Linked DNA regions of Homo sapiens: region 1 is linked to region 2. A link is a loop called in an ENCODE intact Hi-C map of the cell type or tissue named here. Cell type or tissue: mammary epithelial cell. All regions are shown on one strand. Each heading gives the region's core, and the rest is flanking DNA. Links, peaks and the distances in the headings are about the cores only. Region 1 has its middle 9.2 kb from the start of KRT74. Region 2 has its middle 5.5 kb from the start of KRT84.

What was found. A loop is a pair of places that touch in the nucleus more often than their neighbours do. Peaks named below come from ENCODE experiments on the same cell type or tissue, not always from the same donor. Only the 100,000 strongest peaks of a DNase experiment are listed, where the experiment ranks them.
Region 1: a loop joins it to region 2, with 7 times the contacts of the local background. A loop is called at or near these places in 9 of 110 quality-filtered maps.

What each region holds. Positions count from the first base shown.
Region 1 is chr12:52,580,895-52,585,281 of GRCh38, reverse strand. No RefSeq gene overlaps it. Among named protein-coding and RNA genes, the nearest start is that of KRT74, 9.2 kb to the right of the region's middle. RefSeq lists a cis regulatory region at 159 and an enhancer at 75-244. In mammary epithelial cell, for the core only: a CTCF peak has its summit at 2,105; DNase peaks (open chromatin) are centred at 2,201 and 3,701; H3K27ac peaks cover 1,936 bases.
Region 2 is chr12:52,388,916-52,393,302 of GRCh38, reverse strand. No RefSeq gene overlaps it. Among named protein-coding and RNA genes, the nearest start is that of KRT84, 5.5 kb to the right of the region's middle. In mammary epithelial cell, for the core only: a CTCF peak has its summit at 2,135 (motif pointing left); DNase peaks (open chromatin) are centred at 602 and 3,362; H3K27ac peaks cover 2,202 bases.

The sequences.
Region 1 (4,387 bases), core at 241-4,240, 190 kb before region 2:
ACCCATGGTTGAGCACACTCACTGTCTGTGTAGCGAGTGGTCTTCCCTTCATTCTCCCACTGTCTCACTCTCCACCACCCACCACTCACTCCCCAGTCCTGCTCCCACACAATGGCCCTGTCTTCCTCTTCTTTTAACCAACTTCCTTTTCACCCTAACATGTAAGGCCTGTGTGTATATATGCTTGTAGCCTCTCTATCTAAGGTGTATATGAAATAGTGCTCAATTAACAAATATTTAGTGAGCTAGGCATTGCTCAGGCACTGGGAATACCAGAATAAACAAAATAGGCACAGACACTGGCCCCATAGAGGGAGAGTGAAAATATGCACCTACCAAAGCAATATATAATATGAAGTCAAGCAGTGTTAACTACTATGAAGAAAAATTCAGTGGAGTAAGAAGCTGAGAGATTCAAGGATGCTCTTTTAGCTCTGCGTGTGTGTGTATGTGTATGTGTGTGTATGTTTGTGTGTGTATGTGTGTGTTTCTGCAAGAATGTTTGTTTCTCAGAGTCAGTTAGCACAGTTGATTTGAAAAAAACCCTTAATGCGAGACCATCTTTCAAGTGCAAACCTCGTTTGAGGATGGCATTCAGAGTGCCCGAGATCCTGTCTCCCCCGTGTCGTTTCCCACCTTATTCTCCAGCCTTTCCCCATGCAGGCCAGACTTTTCACACCTGAGGGCCTTTGCACATATCATTTTCTCAACCTCAGATGTCCATTACCCGTGATGGACAGCCTGCGCACCTGTGTGGCCTGGCTGAGACTCCACCACCCACATTTCTGTGGTGCCTGGTCCCTCCAGGTGGACCCATCCATCTTCAAGCATTACATGAGAAGGATCAATACAGCTGTGGCCCAACACCTCCCTACCCCACACCCCCATTCTACAGGCAGGCAAACCGAGTCCCAGATGGCTGAGTGACCTGTCCATGTTCACACCACTGGTGAGCAGCCGGGGCTGGACCAGTGGCTTGTACACTCACAGCCCTGTCCTGAGCCTGTGTTAAAGCCGGCACTCTATTTTTCTGGTGTCATATCAGCTGCTCACATGTCTGTCCCTCACTCCATGCCCTACATCCCCTTGTTCCAGGGTCCGGCTTGCAGTCAGCACTTTTACCATGGGAATGCATGCCTTAGTTTAGCCCACCTTCCCTGGGAAAAAGAGCTGGATATACACACAACATACCCATGTCTCAATTGTCTGGTATGCAAGTGATATGACATATTTGTGTTAATAAATTTGTGTCTTATATGCATTTGTGTGCAGGCAGTCACTCAAACTGGGACACTTTTGATCTAAATAAATACTAAGGTGGATCCTTGGACAACTGGCAAAGCCAGGACTGTCAGATAAATGGTCCCCTTGGGCCTAGCATAGTGGCAGAAGAGTCATATACCTAGCTTTGAATCCTAGCTCTTCTAATTGCCAGTAGTGGCCTAGTGCAAGATCCTGCCCTTGTAAAAGAAGATAAATACAAGCTGGCCATTATGAAGTGCTTTCTGTTGCCAGAAACTGTTCTCAGCACTCATTCTGGTAAGCACTTTATGGCTGGTAACTCAATTAATTCTCCCAACAATCTGACATGTATTATTTTTATAAGATGCGATTATTATAATGTCCATTTAACTTGTGAGGATATTGAAGCTCAGAGGAGTTAAGTAACTAACCAAATGTCACCTGGTTAGTAAATGGGAGGATCTGAATTCCAGTCTGATTCTGGAGTCTATGCTCCTGGCTTCGACACCTCCTTACCTTTCAAAGAACTCACCTTAGAGGAGATCAGAGAATAGGAAAAGAGATAAGGGGAGTAAAACAGTGCCTGGAACACAGTCTGACACCTGTAGATGCTCACTGTTATTACTAGTATTTTTAAAGCATACGTCTGTGTTTGCTGGCTGTGGGCTGGTTCATGTCTGAGAGGTGTGGACCAACAGCAGGACTTTGCCCAGAGACCTGGCCGAGATGGGCTAAGTGAAAGGTGGAGGGCACTGGGTCCATTCACTAAAATACATTCCTATCTGTTCACTGGCTGTTCATTTCCAAGCAGGGGAAAAACCCTCGGTGCCTCTATTTTGTGCACACACTGCCCTCTGCCATTGGTCCTGGATACTGCACTTTCTACCCCTGTGACTCTGGAGGAAAGACTTCCCTACAGCAGAGAGGGCGTGGGATGACCCTAGACAGGCTCTGCGCCCCTCGCGGAGCTGCCAGTGGGAGGGGATGCTGTTTCACTCCCTGGCATGCCCAGGCTGGCCCCAGCCTCTGTGTTGCCTGGGTCTGACTCCTGTCTCCTCTTCCTCTCCTCTCTGGCCTCTCCTCTTACAGGAAGGAGGAGGGGGCAGGGGCTGATGCTGCCTGCTGCCTGAACCTCCACACCTCTTATTAGAGAACCTGAGGCCTTCAGACAGCTTTTCCTGAAAATCTTGGTGCTGATCCAGAGGTCCTTGGAGTGAGGGCCCCCATGACTCAGCTGAGACCCCCTCTCCTAAGCCCTGCCTGCACAGTGTGCAAACCCCTCCCTCCTCTGAGAACTCTTTCTTTCTCAGGCAGTAGATGAGCCAGGCATGGAGGCACTGGCAAGGCACAGCCAGGGGGCTCCATAGGAAGAAAGGCCTGAGAGAGGAACACAATCTGGAAAGGCTTCCTGGAGGAGGCGGTAACAGGGATGTGAATTGTTGGAGACAGGGAGCTTGTTAAAGACTGCTTAGGTCCCATTTGGCAGCTGCTCTGGGGTTTGAGCCGCCCTTTGCCAGCTGTTTCCAATCTCCATCTCAGGGGCTCTGCCACTTCTGCCACCTATAGAGTGGCAACTACACAAAGGACAATTGTTCTGCACTGCCCCTCAGTTCTTACATTCACATTTAGCAAAGCTTCCAGGAGCACCAGAGATGTTGAGGGTCCCTCCTCTCCTGCAAACCAGCTGCCATTGGCTTGTCCATCCCTCCTCCCCGGTAAGTCGTCCACGCTGCATCCCCGTTTGGATGCAGGCCCCTCTTAGAGGGCTTATCCTCGAAATCCCTCCTTCTTGCTTCCAATTCGTCCATCTCCAGGAGAGATTCCAGATTCTTCTTCCTGGAACTCCAGATGCAGCTCAAGTTCTAGATTAAAGCTGCTCCGAGCTCAGGAACTGAACCATAGCGTGGTGGATATAGGACTGAAAGGGACCTTAGAAGTCCAGTGTGGAGGTACACACATTTTGCAGTCGGCCAGGTGTGGATCTGAATCCTTTTGTTGATTTGTTTCTTTTCCCAGTTATAACTGCAATGTGGGCAACTCAGTTTCTCTGCTCAATTTCTCTTTCCTCACTTGTAATGTGGGAAAAACAAGAGTATTTACCTGACAGGTTGGTGTGAGGATGAAATGAGTTAAAATGTGCAAAAAGCTTAGCACAGTGACTAGTGCAAAGCAAGCCTCGTCGAACCTGAGGCACACCTGCCAGGCTAGCTTCTGGCTCCGTTCCAGTCCCATTACATTCTCCTCCAGCCTCCCAGCCCACATCCATTTCCAGAAGGTTCTCTCTTCCTGGAAGGGCTGCTGGTTCCTCTGAGCCTTCTCCTTGGCCCCCTGTTAAAACATGCAGCCCCCACCCTTGCTCCACGCTGCCCCTGTTCCTCTTCCCTGAAATAGGAGCCACCAGGACCCAGGACCTGCTTTCACCGGTTCTCACTTCCAGACGGGTTTCCCCATGATGTGAGTCATTCTCCCCAACTCTTGGATCTGCAGACTCCTGGCTTATTTCATAACCTGCCTCCTGAACCCACAGCTGTGTGTCCAACCTGATAGCCCTGCATAAGACACCACTTGCCTCAGCGGGGGCCCATGACAATGGGAAGATGGAGACTTGGTCTCCTGGTGTCAACATCTCCTGCCTCCTTTTCTGTAGGAGAGGGGGATAGAACTTTCCAAAGGGGCTGGCTGTGGTCTTGGCTCCAGATGGAGGAGCTCACTCTCTGACCCCGAGGCTCAGGTGCCAGCGTCAAGCCTGCCCTAGGCCCCACGGACCCAAGCCTCTAATTCCATGGCAGGTCTGCATCGGTGGGGTGGTGCTGAGGGTCCCTCACCCCACAGCAGTGAGAGGTTCCCTGTATCCAGCAGGCCAACCATCCCTTCCACCCGCAGGGTGGGGCTGCATGGATGTGTCTCCCATGGAGCTCTGAAAGGCTCATTTCAGCCCCCTGCCCCAGCCTCGGGGTTCATCCTCCATTCTCTCTGTTTTTAGCCCTTCCCTCAGCAGCAACTTCCCCTCCTCATTGACCCAGCCTTCCCTAGCTCCTTTCTCTAAAGTCTCCACTTCTTCTATTTCTTCTTGATGTGCTACTTTTATGTTTCTTCCTCCCAATTTCCACATTGCCTATGGTGGTCCAGGCCCCTAGTGCTTCTG
Region 2 (4,387 bases), core at 183-4,182:
CAAAGAGCACCCATGCTGCGCCAAGCCCTGCATTAGAGGCTGGTGCTGCAGAATTGACTAAGACTCCCTCTTAACCTTGGAAGGACGCTCAGCCTCCCGGAGAGAAGATTCATAAATAATGAGGGCCAAACAGCATGGGAGCCCCAAGAAGCAGCTCACGACTGCCTGGCGAGGGTCAGAGACAGGATCACAGGGAAGACTGTATGGACAGGGGCTGAAGGGAAGTCTAGAGTCAGATCTGAGAGCAAGCATAGTCAGCAGAACCCATTCCTTCACATTCTCATTGGCTCATTCTGCATCTCTCAAGCACCTGCTATGGGGCTGGCTACCCAGGGCCTGGAGACTCAGTGCGGAATGAGACAGCCCTGGTCACGGCCAGTTTACCCCATAAAGCGCAGTAGACACTGTATGTGGGGCCGATGGTAGAGAATGTAAGATGGGGCAGCCACTGTGGAAGACAGCCTGGCAGTTCCTGAGCGTGGTCCCCACAGAGGTACAAGGTGAGTCAGCACTATCACTCTTAGGCATACATCCAAGAGAGATAGAAACCTATGTCCATGCAGAAACATGCCCGTGAAAGTTTATCACATTACTCCTAATAACTAAAATGTGGAAACAACACTGTGTAGACATGTCACAGTGTCTATCCAAAATATGGCACACCTACACAATGGAATATTCTCTGCCATATAAAGGAGTCCTGTGCTGATACATGCTACAGCATGGATGAACCTTGGAAACATTATGCAAAGTGAAAGAAGCCAGTCACGAAAGGCCACCTATTTTACAATTCCATTTGTATGAATGTCCAGAATATGGGAATCCACAGAGAAAGCAGAGCTGTGGCTGCTTAGGGCTGGAAGGAGGAGAATACAGAGCTTAGGGGAGTCATAGAAGCCACAGCTAAAGGTTGCTTTGGCCCGGTGTGGTGGCTGCACCTGCAGTCCCAGCCACTTGGGAAGCTGAAGCAGGAGGATCACTTGAGCCCAGAAGTTCAAGATTGCAGTGAGCTATAATCGCACCACTGCACTCCAGCCTGGGTGACAGAGCAAGACCTTGTCGCTTAAAAAACATTTTTTTTTTATAAAAAATAAAGGTTTCTTCTGGGGTGATGAAAATGTTCTAAAATTGGCTGTATTGATGGTTGCACACTCTAAAAGCCATTGACTCTTACATTTTAAATGAATGAATTATATACAGTAATAGCAATTATATCTCAGTAAGGCTATTTTTTTTAAATGGGGCCTTGGCCGCATGCCCCATGGGCTTACAGCCTACCGGGAAATACAGACCGGGGACACAAAATTACAGCTGTGAGGACTGTTGTGATGGTGGCAGAGCAGAAGGCCATGGGGACAGAACTGAGAGTCCCACCTTAGTCCTGAGGCTCTGGAAGCTCCCAGGAGGAGGGGCAGGCAAGCCTGAGTCCTGGAGGCCCACGGGACTGTCTGGGCAGGATGCCAGCAGCAGGCTCCAGGCTGGGGCATCACAGCTGCCAGCTGGGCACGCAGCACATGGCTGGGGCCTGTGAGTGTGATTCCGGGGATGCACATCCACATGCTGGGAAAGAGAGAAGGAAATGATGGATCTGAGAGCCTTGTTCCCACTTGAAGCCTCGTCTCTCTGGACCTGGGCCTGGATCCAGCTCCACTCCCTGCTGAGGACTAATTCAGAGCACCCTAGAGCCAGAGTGACCCTCCGCCCTGTAGTCAGCAAACAGATTCCAAGGAGACTGGCCACCCCATCTCACAGATGGCTGCTCGAGGCCCAGGAAACGGCCCACCTTGGTGTTGGGACTGAGCTAAGAATGAAGCAGAAGAGGGAAGGAAGACTCCCCCCACTGCGGTGAGGTAGGCTCGGGGCCTGGTAACCACCCTTTTGGGATTTTGGTTCCAGAGTGCCTGGCCCCTGATAAGTGTCTGCTGGGCAGGGAGGCTGCCTGGAGTCATCCCATAAGCACTGCTCATCCCAGGAGTGTGCTCCCACGCTCAGCCCTGGATGTGAGCACAGAGACCAGGGCACCCCCTCCAGGACACCCACCAGGGACTCCCCAGCATCGTGCAGCTGTGTCCCCATTCCCCCTTCCTCCCCAGGAGAGGAGACATTCAAAACAGGCGGGACAGATGTGCCTCCTGGTGGTGGCTGGGATGTCTGCATTCCATTCAACACAGCAAACACCTCCTGAGTGTCTTCTGGGGTCAGCCCTGCAATGGGTGCTGGAATACAGTAGGAACAGGCCCCGGCCCCCTGCCCTGGTGAGAAAGAGAACCGTCTGCATGAAGCCAGAGTTTCACTGTACTCGGCTTGGCCTGGAGTCTCCTAATCCCAGCCCCTCCAGAATGTGCCAGTGAGGATAGGATGGGGAACAACCCAGAGAGGCCTAGGGAGGCTGGGGGGACCTGAACTGGAGCTCTGTATTTCTGTGTCTGTCTCCACAGAAAGTCTCCCATTTCCTGGCCCTCTTCCTCCTGAAGCTTTCAAGTGCTCACCAGAGTTTCTCTCCCTCCCACACAGCTCCTCCTTGTTCCCCTGGCCCCTCCCTTGGGTGACTCTGCCCCTAATGGCCCTTCCTCACACCAGTCACATCTGTGGTCCCAGGTCCACCCACGATTGCCACACTCCAGCCAGGGTCACCAAGTACCCAGAAAGAATCCTGGCAGGGGCTGGAATTGGGAAAATGGCTCTAGAAATGGCACCCTGAGCAGAGGAGGGGGTGCTTGGAGTCGCTGAACCTGGAAGAGGCTGTCCTAGCCATCCTAGCACCTAAGTGCAATGCCAGGCGCACATTAGCAACCAATAAAGGTGTGTTGAAGCAAACTGAACTAGATGTCTACCAGGAGCAACATTTTCACTCTGGACAGGTGACAACCATGTGGGCCATGTGAGACATCGCATTAAACCTGAAAAAACCATCCTTCCTGGAAGAAGTGAGAGGGGTGGGTAGAAAACAAGAAGGGGGTGCTTTATCTTCCGTGGGGAGGCGTGTTCATTCATCTGAGAGGGGAGAGAGGAGGAGGTACTGGCAAGGGTGGACCTAGCCTCTCACACACACCCCCTGCCCCCCGACCCCCACCCCTGCTGGGGGGACTCTGAAGCTTCCTTTCCCAGCAGGAGCAGGTCTTAGCATGAAAACTTCTCCAGCCAGTGCCTCTCTCCAGCACAAACTCGTCCCCAGGCTAAACAGAAGCCCTCTGAAGCCTTCTCAGAATCTGGGCTTCCCCTGTCATCCCCTTTCCCACACACACACCCAGCCACAGTGCAAACAGCGTTCCCAGAACCTGCATGGCCAACCAGGATGTCCCCCTCCCTCAGGCAGCCCTTCCCCTCCCTTTCCTCTGCTCAGCGTTTCTGCCTCCTCCCTGCTCCACAGATAGGATCCTGATGACCCAGCAGCCAGGCATGGTAATGCAGCCACGGAGCCTGGGCTCAGCCCGCAAGTCTCTGGAGTTACACTCAGGCTGACTGACAACAGCAAGAAGAAACTGTTGCAGCAGCAAAACCTCCTACCCAAAGTTGCCAGGGCAACTCCGCCCCCTCTCCCCACCTGCCACCCCCTAAAAAATGACTGAGGGTTGTGTTATGCATCGTCTGGCGAAATAATGCCTCCAAACTGCAAACTGCTGATGGTGACAGTTCATCACAGAGCAGGGACTATGCTTGACTGGTCCCAATTACAATTACCCCCACCCCACCCAGCCTGATCAGGGTTGAGGGAAGCTGGGACATGGGACAGGAATGGCTAATGGGGTATGAATGCATCTGCCATGGGAGCAGGAAGGAGGCGGGTGTGGATGGGAACAGGGATGACTGTGTAGAAGTGAAGGGAGGATTGTGCAAAACAGAGAAGAAAAGGGAGGAAGGGAGGGAGGAAAGAGCCAGGGAAAGGAATGGAGTACAGTAGCAGCTGCCAGGCACTGCACAGTGCACATCCCAGGCACTTCCTAGTCAATCCTCATCATACTATGAAACAGGGAATATTCCATATTAACATGAGGAAACTGAGGCTTAGAGGTTAAACAATTTCCCCAAGGTCATTGGTATACCATAGGGGTGGAAGGGACTACTACCATTATTTAGAATGGCCAATGCATGCTGAAAATTGTTAATAAGCTGATTGGTTGGTTTTAAAGTTCTCTGCAGAAAAGTTCCCCTAGTGCCTGCACCTGCAGCAGAACCTGGCCACCACCCTGCCCTTGGTATAGCACTATCCAAGATCATACTGCTAGTCGGTGACAAATCTGAGTTTCACCCAGGTCCATCTGACTCTAAAATTGATATCATCTTCTGGGTCCCCACCAGGGTTCTCTAGGCAGGCCATCCCTCCCACTCCCTTCCCCTTTCACCTCCACCAGACAGCCTCTGGTCCCCCTGCCCCAATCTCCTGGAA